5 separate regions of the Homo sapiens genome follow, and regions 2, 3, 4 and 5 are each linked to region 1. A link is a contact called in ENCODE Hi-C or POLR2A ChIA-PET data. All regions are on one chromosome and are shown on one strand. Each heading gives the region's core, a stretch centred on a gene start or an enhancer-like site at or near the end of the contact. The rest is flanking DNA. Distances are from core to core; before and after follow the strand shown.

Region 1 (2,569 bases), core at 24-2,523:
AAGGGGGTGGGGTGGGGACTTCGGAAAATCGTCCGAGCCAGACGGGGCTGGCTGCTCTGGGATGGGGACACAAAGGGGGAGTTTGCAGGCGTGGCAGGGTGAAAACAAGCCTACATGGGAAATGTGTGCAAATTAGAGAAGACGTGCGAGGAAACTGGAGAATCCTTGACGAGATGAAGGCGCTGGTACTCAGAAGAGGGGGGCTGTGCAGGGTCAAGTGGGTTCCGTGCAGAGGGCAGGGGATTCTCCAGAGAAGGGCAGGGGTAGACGAATGCATGGAAGAAGAGTTGGTGTATTGTCAGGGGGTCTGTGCAGAGGACAGAGGGGTCCGACGGGAAGCCGGGCTCTATGTATGCAAGGAGCCGATGCACACAGTCCAGGGGACTTGTACCGGGAGTGGGATGGGAGTTTGAGCAAAGGAGAAAGGCGGGATGTCTGGCCAGCTCGGGGGCCACTTACCTGCATGGTGACGACCCCCAGCTCCTCGGCCGCCAGCCTCCGCATCTGGCTCGCCAGCACTTGCGCCTCGTCCAGGATGGAGAAGTCGGCTTCGGCCCCGGCGCCCAGGAGCCAGCACGCGACCAGGCAGAGCAGCCAGAGGGGCGGCCGCCGCGCCCGGGCCACGGCCGTCTCCTCTTCCTCCGGCTGGCGGGCCATGCTGCCTCCCCCCACTCCCCGCCGACGGGCTCCGGGCGCGGGGAAGCGGGCCGCGGGAGGTGCCCCCCGCAAAAGCGCGGCGCACCCCGCAAAAGTTTCTTCCTCTGTTGCAGGCTCTGCTCCGCGCCGCGGTGGCGAAGGCTCCCAAACTTAGGGGGCGCCCGGCTACAGCGCGGGAGCGCGGGCGGCCACCATCGCGGGGCTCCGCGGCGGTGGGGGTAGGAGGCGGCCGCCCGAGCGGTCCCCGGAGCCCGGCGCCCACACGGGCCCCGCGGCGCAGAGGGCGTCTCCGAGAGCAGGGGCGCCCGCAGGCCGGGGTGCGCGGGCCCCGGGGCTGACAGTCGGAATCGGAGTCGGAGTCGGAGCCCGAGCCGAGCCGCGCGGCTCTCGCTTCCTGCGAGTCCCAGCGCAGCGAGCAGGCGGCGGCGAGGACTGACGGCGGCCCCCGGGGAAGAGGAGCGGCGGCCGGGCTGCGAGACTGGGGCAGCCACCCGAGCGAGGAGGGAAAGGGGAGGCTTCACAAACCCACACAACTGAAAGAAAGAAAGCAAGCGGTGGGGAAAGGGAGGCGTCTGGTGCCACCACGCTGCGCTCCGGCTCTGTGCACTTCCCGGCTGGGCCGCCGCGGCGGCTGCGGTGATTTATGGAACCAGCAAGAGAGGCGGGGAAATTCCCCCGGTTGCCCCTCCTCTCTCTCCCTGGCTCCCGCCTCAGAACCTGCCCCCCGGGACGCCGGGGGCCGGGGGACCAGCCTCTCTCTCTGCTCGGGGACCGGCCCAGCCCGGGCAGGGGAGCCCACGGACCTTCCCGTGGCTGGAGACGGAGACCCCCGCCAGCGCTCCCCGCCTCCGTCCGCGCCAGGGAGCCCACCCGGCCCAGGTTCCAGCCATCGAAAAGTCCTTTAAGTTCTAGGACGCTGGCTGTCTGCCTGGCAGCGGTTGGGGAAGAAGGGGACTGCCATGTGTAGGTCCACTCCCTCTCCTTGATGTTATTCATCACAATGGCTAGCTAGCGTTCCACCCACAGATTTCTGTTGCAACCAGCCACCGTGTGCCCGGCACTGGGCTCGGGGGTGTGCACATTATCCTTTAATCTCCGCGACATGCCATAGGAGGTACGTATCTTTATCCCAATTTTTTAGGTAACAAAGACTGAGGCTTAGAGAGGTGGAATAAATTGCCAGAGGTCACCCAGGGGATAAGAAACAAATCCAGAGTTTAAGCACAAGTCTTACTCCAAGGCTATTGCTCCTAAATACGATACAGTTCTCTCTGTCTCTCTTTGGAAATGAACCATCTGATCCCATCAAAAGCAAGAAAAAAGAAAAAGAACGACTGAACCGGAGTCCACCGCGCACACACCTGTTCTCCCAAGCATGGAGAGGCAAGGTTAACCTTCCTGTTTGTCCCTGACTACTGGCTCAGGCTCGCTGAGAAATCACCTGTTGGAAGCACCTGGAACAAGTCAACCTGCTGTGTGTGGAGAACAGCCACTCTCCCTTCCAAGCCCTGTGTGGTTGCTGCTTGCAGGTTCCTGGAGAACAGAGCCAACACTGGAAGGTTAAAGGACTAGTCCAGGGTTACCTAGCAGAGGTGGTAGCAGGATTAGAACCTGGATTTAGGACTCTTTTCATTTTACAGCAAAACCTTCTGTTTTACATCTTTGACTATATTGTATTAAAAAGTCATCTTCTCTTGTAAGCTCTCCCTGGCCCATTTTTACCTCATTGAGATCACTTCTCCATTCTCAACTCCCCTGCTAATTTTTGTATTTTTAGTAGAGACAGGGTTTCGCCATGTTGGCCAGGCTGGTTTCAAACTCCTGACCTCAGGTGATCCACCTGCCTCGGCCTCCCAAAGTGCTGAGATTACAGGCATGAGCCACTGCGCCTAGCCTGTGATGTTTGTTTTAC
Region 2 (2,569 bases), core at 22-2,521, 700 kb after region 1:
GTCTTTCTCTAACTGTTGCGATTGTCTTTAGAGATTACCAAAATCAAATATGCATTAGATGGCTTTTCCCCCTCTTGTTTGTAACACGCACACACACACGCGCGCGCGCGCGCGTGCACACCCAAAGCACTTTGGAGCCGCAGGCCGCCTCTGACAGCACATTTTGCACAAAGTGGCAGCGGCTGCAGCGGCGCACAAGTTTTGGCCTCTATGATGACTCTCGGGAGGGCCGGAGGGCCGGGGGCGGTGGCGATGCGAGGCCGCCGGAGCCCCAGGAGGACAGGGCTTTTGTTTGCGTCGATCCGCGAGCCGCCTGGGCTCTGGCGAGCACCACTGAAAATCCAAACTCCCTCCTGGACCGCGCCTTCCGGGCCGGCTCGCAACTTGGGGGCAGGATAGACTTGCCTGAACACCGGCTGGGGCGCGCTAGAGGTCCAGGGAGACAAGGGGGGACGCCCTGCACAGAAGTGCCCCGATCACCCCCAGGACCCTCAAACCCCTCCACGCTTCCTGTCAGCGCTGACAATCGCTGCTGCGCACCGAGGAACGAGTCCCTGGGCGCGCCCCGGCCCGCCGCGGGGCTCCGGGGCAAACCCTGGCCTGGCGGGGCTCCGGGGCAAACCCTGGCCTGGCGGCGCCGGCGAGCCCCGTGGCGGGTGGCCGGACGCGCCCCGGAGCCAGCGCGGCGCTTCCTGCGTGTCCCGCGCCCGGCTGGACGGCGGAAGGGTGGCCACGGGTCAGGGGGTCTGGGCGGGCGGGGGCCGGCGGGCGCCTCTTACCTTGGGCAGCAGCCCCGCGTGCGGCCAGCAGCAGCGCGGCCAGCAGCGCCAGGAGCGGCGGGCGCGTCCCGCGGCGGCGCGGCCGGTGCATTCCTCCTCTCGCTGAGGCGGCGGCGGCGGCGGCTCCCAGGCCGCGCGCAGAACATCCACGGGCTCTTCCCGGGCTCCCGGCCGCCTCGTCCCGGCCGCTGGCGCTCGCAGGACGCCGGGGACGTCTGCAAAGCTCTTTGTCCCTCTAACCTGCTCCCTCGCCTCCGCCTGGCCGCCTCTGGATGCCGCGAGCGCGATCCCTTCCCAGCCCTCTGGCTGCAGCCTCGCCTGGGCCGGCGGGTCAGTCCCAGGCTGTCCGGGTCGCACCAGTGGGCGTGAGTCGCCCTGGGTCGGACTCCGAGAACAGCGCACCCTGCGCCCAGGGGCTGCCGTCCCGGGGCTCCCTCGGCGGCGGCGGTGGCGGCTGCTCCAGCTCTCCACGCTCCCTCTCTCGCTCAACTTGTCACTTTCCACCAACTCTCCAGCCCAGCGCCCCAGCCCCGACCAATGGGAGACGCGGCCCAGGCTGGCGACCCAGCGCCCTCTGCTGCAGCCTCTCAACGCCCGCACCCTCCCCGACTTCGCAGAAAGCGGTCGCGGCTCCCGCGTCTCGGGCACGCTCCCTCCCCTCCCCTCCCCCACACTCCTCAAACTCGCCACCGAACCGAGCGCCGGGGACCTTCGAGGCTACTTGACAGAAGGGGAAACCGAGGCTCAGAGAGACTTATCCGGGATCTCAAGCCAGTTCGTGGCTGGACGACAGTAGACCCAGGTTCTAGCAGCCTCAGCTGTGTCACTGTTAGCTGTGTGACTCTGGGTAATGGCACATTTATTGCTATCATACAATTTCCCTTTTGCTTTCTTCTTGGACCCAAGAGTTGAGAGAGTTCTTACACAAGTAATTTATACTTCGCCTTTTTGTCTTTAATTTGTAGTCTCACTGAATTCAATGTCATCTGTACTGCCTCCTGGCAAGATTTATTGAGGATTATCTGTGGTTATTTTTGCCAATGTCCCATGGTTTTTTGAAAGGTGTTTTTGTCTTCCGAATGTGAAGATAGAATACTGTATCGATTTATCTTCTTTGTATTCATTATTTTTTCAGGCCTTCTGAATCTTTGCATGTTTGTTTGTTTGTTTGTTTTTTGTCTAGCTGCTCTGCCATGAGCCAAGGGATCATTAAAGACCTCTACAATGAGTGTGTTTTTGTCCATTTCTCCTGGTTTAACTTTATGGATTTTGTAATTCATAAATACCCATAATGATTTGACTTTCCCTGTAGAGACTGCCTTTGATCATAAAAAGTGGTGAGCGCCTGCTGTTTTCAGGGCTGTGCTCTAGGCTCTGAAGATGCAAGGGTAATAGGACACCTGTCAGTCTTGCTCTGGAGGAACAGGAAGAAGCCCATAGTCTCTCAATAATCACGTGGCCACTTACTAAATACCTCCTGTTTGCCTTGTGTTTTATATGCATTTGCTCACAAATCCTCCATTGACACTAAAAAGAGTCATTAAAAGTATATACTTCTTAGCTGTTTTACATATATTATCCCCATATTACAGTTTTAGAAATTGAAACTCAAAGGGAAAGTAAATGACTTGCCCACAGTCTCACAGACATGGGGTAGCCAAGCCAGCACTCAGGCTGTTTCCACTGAGAGAGTTAAAGCCTGTAACCAGAGCCTGGCACATGATAAGCACTCACTCGGGAGTTGTTGCTGTTGCAGTAGCCTCTAAGAACCCAGCTTTAGGGTTTTAAAA
Region 3 (2,569 bases), core at 28-2,527, 680 kb before region 1:
CTCCATCCCAGAAGGGTTAAGAGCCTCGCAGCAGCACAACCGCTACCTCTCGCCTTTTAACGCCAATTCTTTCGGAACTGGTGTGAACGTGGAGTGGGAGGAGAGGGGGAAAGGGACGCACTCAACCCCGTCAGACTAAGAAATCAGGCGATCTATATATCCCCAAGTTCACCACGCCAGCCAAAGGAGGCATCTCATGCCAAGGGAGGCAGCTCAAGAAGCCATTTCCAGGAAAGCTGCATTACAAAATGTAATTTATCAGAACGAGTCTCCTCCGAGTCTCCTGACGGCCAGGCCCGGCGGCTTCGGGAGGGGGGGGAGTTGCTGGGGAGAGTTTACCTTAGAAGGCGACAACGAACAGACAGGCCTTTCAAAGCCACCCAGGGCTCTGCCCCGAGGCCCGAGGCTGCGTGGAGGGGCTGGAGAGGCGCGAGGCTGCGAGCCCCCCGGCGCCACAGGTTCCCCGGCGCGCGGCCCCGCCCGACTGCCACAGGTGGGCGGCGCTCCGCCTCTGGGCTCCCGCGGGAGGGGGCGCGCGGCTCTCTAGGGACTCGGGGGAGGGGGCCAGGGCTAAGGGGTACGGGGACGGCTCTGCCTTAAGGAGGGCAGCGTGAGACGGAAGCTCCGGGTTTTCCCTGCCTAGTTCTCGTTCCCTCGGCCGGGTGGCTCGGGCTATTCCTCGCGACAGGAGGAGCGGTGGAGAGGAGCCGTGGGCACCTCCCACCGGCCGCCCCTGGAGCCTCGGCCTCCTCCCCAGGCGCGGTTAAGCCGCGCGGCCGCCAGCTGCATGCGCCCCGGCACGTACGAGCCTGCACGACCACACGCGGGCGGGGGAAGGGCGCCGTGATCCGGGAGCCCCAGTCCCTCCAGGGCCTCACCCCAGCCCAACGCGGCTCGCCCCCGGCCCTCGTCCCCGCAGCCCCTCACCGGTGCTGGCCTTGATGTTCTCCCGCAAGAAGTGGCCGCTGGAGAGATGCTGGAGACCAAAGTTCTGGGCGATCCTCTGGCACACGGTGCCCTTGCCCGAGCCGGGCGGCCCGAGGATGACCGCGCGCAGGAGTTTGGAAGCCATTGCCTTCGCGAGGAGGGGGGCGGTCAAACGCGCAGCCCCGACCGCGGCCCCGGAGGAAGCCCCGGGAACTTTGTTTCTCGGCCCCCTACCTCTGGCACCCTCCGCTCTCACTGGGACTCGCCGGCCGCCCCTACAGGGGGAAGGAGAGACTTTTAAGACAACCCCTCCCCTCAGCCCAGCGCCGGGACCGAGTAGCAGGCGGACTGAGCGCCACGCTACACCTCCCCGCCCTTCTCCACCTCCTCGCCCTCCTCCACCTCCTCGCCCCCACGCAAAGCTGCTGAAGCGCGCCGTGCCCCGCCCTGCCGACTCGGCCTCCAGGGGTCAGAGGTCGGCCCGGCCAGTCCCACCTTCATCCTTAACTCCAGCTCGCTCCCCACGCCGCGTCCGAGAAGGGGGCCGGGCGGCCAGGCATCCCCAAGCCAGTCTCCGCCGAGCCGGGGAAGCTGGCACAAGCGGGGGTGACTCAAAGCCAGCCCCCGCCGCCCCACGCACCGGGCGGCCTAGGGGCTGAGCCCCTGCCCGGTCCTCGCACGTGGGCAACGTGTGGTCTGCGTCTCGTCCCCTCCCCGGCGGCTGTCACATCCCCCGGAGTCTCAGCTGCCGCCGCTGCCCGCCGCCCGCGCGCGCTCGGAGGGGCCCACCTCCGCCCGGGGTTGGCGGATGCGCTCCCCGGCCATGGGGCGCGCGACGAGCCCGAGCCCCGCGCCTCGCCACCAAAAGCAATCAAATAAACACACACCTTGGCTGGAGGCAGCACTCCGAGAGGCTTCCAGCCCGGATCCTGCAGGGCGGCGCCGCCTCCGCCCGCCCAGTCGCGGAGCCCCGGCCGGCCGCGCGGGACTCGCGCCTTACGTAAGCCCGGGAGACCGGCTCCGCGCGAGCCGCTGGCCGCCGCCCCCTCCCCTCCACTCCACTCCACTCCCACCCAGCCTGCCTGGCCCACGTGCTCCCTGCGACCCAGCGAGGGCTGCGGGGGCGAAGCGAGGTGCAGACCACGCGAGGTAGAGAAACCCCTTTTTTTCTTTCGCGGTCGCCTGGGGACCGCGGTCTACTGCAAGGGAAGGGAAAAATACAACTTGTTGAGCGCCTACTGTGCGCCAAGTTTGCGGCTAGGTGATTTCATTGTGTTTACAGCCGAGGAATGGAGCGTGACCATTCATTCATTGATTCATTCTGCAAATGTTTATTGAGTGCCTACTGTGTGCCAGAAACTATTCTAGGCGCTTAGGATCTAGCCGTGAACAACAGATCGAATCCTGCTCTCAAGAAATTGCGTCCTAGCGGGAGGCTGGAACCCAAGACTGACTGACTCCAAAGTCTAGGCGCCTTAGGGAACAGGGAAGAAGGGGATGTCCCTCACCTGTGTTCAGGACCTTCTTGGTAAATGATTCCAGGACTTCCATGCGCATTATGCTGGTGCTGCACCTATAACTCACCAAGTCCAAATGGAGTCTGTCTTCCCCCACTCCACCCTCCCCTGCATATCCCAATCCA
Region 4 (2,569 bases), core at 21-2,520, 590 kb before region 1:
TCCCCCGGCAAGTTGTGATCTGCAGATGTTTTGGGATTTTCTCTTCCCTCTGGACCTGTCCCCCACCAACCAGCAAATAGCTCCTGGGCCTAGGTTGAGGGAGAGAGAGAAGTGACCCCCTTTGGCCAGTGCGCTGTTTTTTATTCCCCTCTGGGTCTTCTAATGGAATCTGCTGTCCCTCCGTAGCCCCCTTTATTTTCCCCTTAAGCTTAACCCAGAGCCAGGCCTAAGCAGCCTGTCTCTGGCTTTCTTTCCCCAGGCCCCACCCTGGCCCCTTTTGCTTTTCCAGCGCCAAAAAAAACGCCTCCCAAGCAGAAGACACACCCAGCCCAAGTCTAACCATTCCAAAAGGGAGGAAAACACAGAGGAAGAGCAGGGACCCAAGGGTCTCCTGTCCTGAATATTCCAACAGCGTTTCCCTCTAAAAGCCTCCTAGCTTTATAATCCCTTTATTCTGCTTACCAGTCGACCCTCCCCTCCTCTTTGCCCCTTGTTCTGTGATAGATATTTGGGGAGAGGGGTGGAGAAAGAGGTTGTCACCCTCTGTTCCTTACAGTGAGGCATTTTTCTTTTTCTCAGTCTTTTCATTTATTAGATGTTTAGCATGTAAAATATGTAAATCTGTTTGCAGGCTTATTTGAACTTGTTTTCTTGCTGGCTAAGGAATAGCTGATATTCTATAAAGGGAAGGAGGGGGGAAAAGATCAAAAGTAACACTCTGAGTTTTCCCCATTTGAGCATCCCCAGAGTTGCCAGAGAAGACCCTCCTATAAAAACCAACAGTCTCCCTTCCATGACATCACCACCTAAGCCCTTCCAACTTTAGCTTCAGAACAGGAAGAAGGCTCAAAATAGAACTACCTTAGGAATCCAGCTCCTTGAAAAGATCAACTTTTAAATCAGCTGCAGGAGGAACACAATGAACTTTGACATGGGGAGTGAGAAGGGAGAGAAGACTGTATAGTGTTCATAATTGGTTCCTTTGAGGGAGGGTTGGGGGATACTTACCGTGTATTTCAGAAAAGCTTTCCTCTAGAGTTGGGTACCTAGACCACTGAATGATAAATAGGATGGTTCAAGATTCATTTATTGAATTATTCATAAGTTTTTGTACGTCAACAATAACAAGCACGTTTCAGAATATGAATTAAAGAGGGGCCTCTCTGCAGAATCTGCTCTAGATAGAGAAGGTTGTTTCAGGAAGCTAGGAGGGCACTTGAAGACAGAGAACCTGAGGATGCAGTGACAGCTGCTGTGAGTATGTAAGTTGAGAGGCTCATAAACAATAATTGTGATAAACAATAATTGTAACTTTTGTAGGTGACTGATACCCTGGACAAAGAAGTAAGGATGTCAGGATTTTCCACCTCTACCTTGGAAATTAACTTCTTGTCTTTGAATCTCACTCAGTGTCTCCATTCAGTCCCTGAATTGAGATATGCTTTCCTCTCTGAGCTAAAATACTCAGTCTTTTGGAAGGGCTACCTAATAAACGATAATCACTGAAGTGTTGACAACTTAAAGATTGGAAGTGGAGCAGAAAATACTTGGTATAATTTGAGCACTTGGTGGGTGCTGTAAGATGACTTTCTGGTTGATGGGGTAACATCTTTTACTCTGGTTCGGGTTTAAAAGAATCCAGGTGACAGAGACAGGATACCTGCCCTAATATGGTAGCCACTAGCCACGTGGCTATTAACCACCTGAAATATGGCTAGGGTGAGGAAGAGCTCAATTTTAAATTTTATTTAATTTTAGACTTTGATAACTTGATTTAGTTATTGGAAAGCTTATTTATATTTGGAAACATACTTGAGCTTACGCATCTACTTTTGAAACTAAGTGTTTTGAAATCCAAACGCAAATTAAGTATTTTGATGAAAATTTAGAATTGGGATATGTAAGTGCAAAGTAATCTTCAGATTTCAAAGAATGCAAAAAAAGTAGAATAGCCCATTAATTTTATGTTGATTCCATGTTCAGATGATAATATTTTAGATATATTGGGTTAAATGAATATGCTATTAATTCCACCTGTTTATTAGTGTGGCTACTAGAGAATTAAAAATTACATGTGTAGCTTGCATTATATACTTCATTGGACAGCTCAGGCCTGCATTACTCCTTTTCATCTATGAATTAATTTCTTTTCTTTTTTTCTTTCTTTTTTTTTTTTTTTTTTTGAGATAGAGTCTCTCTCTGTCTTCCAGGCTGGAGTGCAGTGACGCGATCTTGGCTCACTGCAACCTCCACCTCCCAGGTTCAAGCGATCCTCTTGTCTCAGCCTCCAGAGTAGCTGGGACTACAGGTGTGTGCCACCACGCCCGGCAGATTTTTTGTATTTTTAGTAGAGATGGGGTTTCCCCACGTTGGCCAGGCTGGTCTTGAACTCCTAAGCTCGGGTGATCCATCCGCCTTGGCCTCCCAAACTGCTGGGATTACAGGCATGAGCCACTGTGCCTAGCCCCATGGATTAATTTCAAAAGTGGTGACTGTATGAAATATTGTTATTTCATGTTTGTGTTTCTATTTTCCACTGCTGTGTTCCATGTGATGATTGGGGACCCCA
Region 5 (2,569 bases), core at 44-2,543, 530 kb before region 1:
CAGAGATTACTACAGAAGGCATTTTTTTTTTTCATAAAGAGGGGAAAACGCACCCATCTCATAACAAGAATTTGGAGTCAAAACGAGACAGATTCCATTCCTGCCTTCCACATTAATTAGCTAGGTGACTTTGGGCAAATCACTTAACCTCTAGGTTTTCTCATCAGCAGAATGAAAGCGTTGGCCTATAGACACCCATTTAAATCCCTCCTCCAAATACTCATTCGTTCGATATTTTCTCAGTGTCTACTAAGCACAATCATTGTTAATAAACACTATGATTCTTGGAGAGCTCCAAATCGTGTCTCTGCTTTTAAGCATCATTCCCCTTCCTCCTTTAAAACCAGCGCCTGACTTCTCCCCCAAACAAATCGAAACACTTTTACCGTCTGAAAATGTACATGGGAAAAGAAACGCGTTTCATTGCAGTCACCCGGCGCCAACCTAGACCTGGCGGGCCAGCGAGCTCGTGAGATTTTCTTTCTTTCTAAAGGACAATCTCCACATTTTAAAGGGCAACCCAGTTACCCGAAGAAATACAACTTAAAGGGCGCCTGGAGCCAGGCCGGGACACCCACCCACGCTTTTCTAGGCTGAGGAAACCTGGGAAACTTTTGGGCTCCCGCCGAGTCACGCGGCTGTTCCACGGTAAGAATTGTGCAATGGGGCGAGTCAGGCGGGCGTCCTAGTAGGGAAGAAGCGGGGGAGGCTGCTGCGGTGCCAATGCTTTTCTTAAAAAAAAAAAAAAAAAAAAAGCTAGGTTGTCTCACGCCGTGCGAGGCGCGACGGCGCGGCCGGACAGCCCGGTTCCCGCTGGCCCCAAGCCCGGGCCAAGAAAGCATCGCTTCCCCGCCGGGACCTGGAAGGAGCAGCGCGTGCGTGCGTCCCCTCCCGGGGGCAGAGACTGCCCGCCCGCCACAGCGCTTTCCTGGGACTCTGCGAGGGGCCGGGGTGCGAGCGGGAACTGCGGCAGGCGCAGACTGGCCACATCGATCGTGGCGGGGAAGTCCGGGCTCGCGCTTTCGGTAAGAGCGCCCGGGCTTCCAACTGCGCGGTGCCCCCGCCTCCGCCGCCGCCGGCCAGGCTCGCACTTTCGGATGGTGACGCATCCAGCTGGCTCCGCGGAAGCCTGCGCTGAAACCTGGAGCCCTCCGGGGTGGCCTACTCCTCAGCGCTGCGTTACTGAGCGCTCCCTGGGTGCAGGCTTGGTGATCCAAGTTTGGTCACAGTCATCACTTATGTCACTATCCTTGTGATGTACATACTATAATTAGCGTCACTTAGAAGTGAGGAAACAGGCTCCAAAAGCTTGTTACTTGCTTGTAGTCAAACAGAAGGCAGAGCTGCGAATCAAATCCAGGTTTGTCTCGACATGCCACTAGCTCATACTTCCCTTGGATCAGCCACTAAATGGCTTTCACTCCAGTGAGCAGCGACCAGGTAACACATAGGACGGGTGCGTGGCGGTACCGAGCCCACTGCCCAGGGGCAGCGGGGGCGCTTGCTTCTGGCTGGGGCTCACTCATTTGCCCAAATGGGCTGTAAAATATATACATACACACCCATATATGTGCATATATACACATACGTATATACACACAAACATACGTATATACGTGTGTGTGTTTGTGTATACATACATATTGGACAGCATACCGCAGACTCTGAGCCTCAGTTTTCAATCTTGTATTGGGATCAGGGCACCTATTGTAAGGAGTAGTTGGAAGATGAAATAAGATAGTTTTAACATAGATGCCAGCATCTCGGGGACGCCTGATATATGCCATTTTGCTCTTTTTGCAGCACTCCTGGGGACATCAGGGCACTCACGCTCCTTAACACTGGACAGGAGACCTGCGCAGTCATTCTAGGTCAACACCCTCTCTGACAGACTAGGAATTTAATCCACTCAACGGGAAAATCACTTACCTGCATCACCATCTAGTTACTGACAGACACCAAGCTAGGGTTCCTGCTACCCCTCAAACACACATACCACACACTCACACTCAAACACTTGCTGCCCCTCAAACACACATACCACACGCACACACACTTGCTGCCTTTCAGGCACACATACCCCCCCCCCCACACACACACTTTCTACCTCTCAAACACACATACAACACACACATTTGCTGCCTCTCAAACACACATATCACGCACACAAACACACTTGCTACCTCTTAGACATACAACACACACACTACCACACACACACGCACACATGCACCCCCTCTTTTCCTCCTGGAAGATTCAGACCAGCTCTGGGGCCTGAACGTGACTTCCTCCGAGCGTTGGCAGTGGCGTGGGTGGGGACCTCCGGGAAGGCGAGCAGAGGAAATCAGTCACTGCACTCGCCGCCAGCCAGCGCACAGGGAGAGGGGGACCCAGCCCAGAGGTCCCGCCCCCAGCTCCGCAGGAGGCCTCTGCTGGCGGAGGCTGGGCCCCTTTTGGTAACAAGGGGAATCACTGCAGCCCAGTGAAAGATAAACGCGTGGGTCGGGCTGTGGAATGTCCAAAATTATGAAGATTAAGGAAACAGGCTTTAGGATTCACTTGAAAAGTG

What was found. A loop is a pair of places that touch in the nucleus more often than their neighbours do. ChIA-PET counts read pairs that join two places held with the same protein, here RNA polymerase II (POLR2A). Pooled maps may share reads with other maps.
Region 2: a pooled map shows a loop between it and region 1 (5-fold over the local background). The contact joins the promoter of ROR1 here to the promoter of CACHD1 in region 1. A Hi-C loop is called at or near these places in 2 of 50 pooled maps. POLR2A ChIA-PET finds 5 or more read pairs at or near these places in 2 of 52 experiments (PC-9 and WTC11).
Region 3: a loop to region 1 is called in a pooled map, with 5 times the contacts of the local background. The contact joins the promoter of AK4 here to the promoter of CACHD1 in region 1. A Hi-C loop is called at or near these places in 5 of 50 pooled maps.
Region 4: a map of CD8-positive, alpha-beta T cell shows a loop between it and region 1 (2.8-fold over the local background). The contact joins the enhancer-like site here to the promoter of CACHD1 in region 1. A Hi-C loop is called at or near these places in 2 of 168 maps with a recorded cell type or tissue (CD8-positive, alpha-beta T cell and naive thymus-derived CD4-positive, alpha-beta T cell) and 12 of 50 pooled maps. POLR2A ChIA-PET finds 5 or more read pairs at or near these places in 1 of 52 experiments (activated CD4-positive, alpha-beta T cell).
Region 5: a loop to region 1 is called in a map of uterus, with 5 times the contacts of the local background. The contact joins the promoter of LINC01359 here to the promoter of CACHD1 in region 1. A Hi-C loop is called at or near these places in 1 of 168 maps with a recorded cell type or tissue (uterus) and 5 of 50 pooled maps. POLR2A ChIA-PET finds 5 or more read pairs at or near these places in 1 of 52 experiments (HEK293).

What each region holds. Positions count from the first base shown.
Region 1 is chr1:64,468,833-64,471,401 of GRCh38, reverse strand. CACHD1 (cache domain containing 1) reads right to left here and starts at 1,273. Exons shown (of 27, transcript NM_020925.4): 1 at 460-1,273. The coding sequence starts at 657. It overlaps LOC107984966 (a long non-coding RNA gene), which reads left to right and starts at 1,377. Exons shown (of 2, transcript XR_001738100.2): 1 at 1,377-2,216. RefSeq lists a silencer at 944-1,063.
Region 2 is chr1:63,772,719-63,775,287 of GRCh38, reverse strand. It overlaps ROR1 (receptor tyrosine kinase like orphan receptor 1), which reads right to left and starts at 1,271. Exons shown (of 9, transcript NM_005012.4): 1 at 780-1,271. The coding sequence starts at 870. RefSeq lists an enhancer at 1-210 and silencers at 76-370, 1,155-1,204.
Region 3 is chr1:65,146,911-65,149,479 of GRCh38, reverse strand. It overlaps AK4 (adenylate kinase 4), which reads right to left and starts at 1,277. Exons shown (of 5, transcript NM_013410.4): 1 at 928-1,277. The coding sequence starts at 1,072. RefSeq lists enhancers at 1-28, 29-747 and silencers at 341-620, 681-980, 1,361-1,860, 1,871-2,110.
Region 4 is chr1:65,063,419-65,065,987 of GRCh38, reverse strand. It overlaps a transcript of JAK1 not described here. Among named protein-coding and RNA genes, the nearest start is that of MIR101-1, 6.2 kb to the right of the region's middle. Within about 2 kb of position 1,270, at least 3 of the 41 ENCODE cell types and tissues checked have a DNase peak (open chromatin) inside an H3K27ac peak, as active enhancers do; they include CD8-positive, alpha-beta T cell, where a contact is called at or near this core.
Region 5 is chr1:65,001,200-65,003,768 of GRCh38, reverse strand. LINC01359 (long intergenic non-protein coding RNA 1359) reads left to right here and starts at 1,293. Exons shown (of 7, transcript NR_119383.1): 1 at 1,293-1,440. It also overlaps a transcript of JAK1 not described here. RefSeq lists a silencer at 928-1,067 and an enhancer at 1,198-1,277.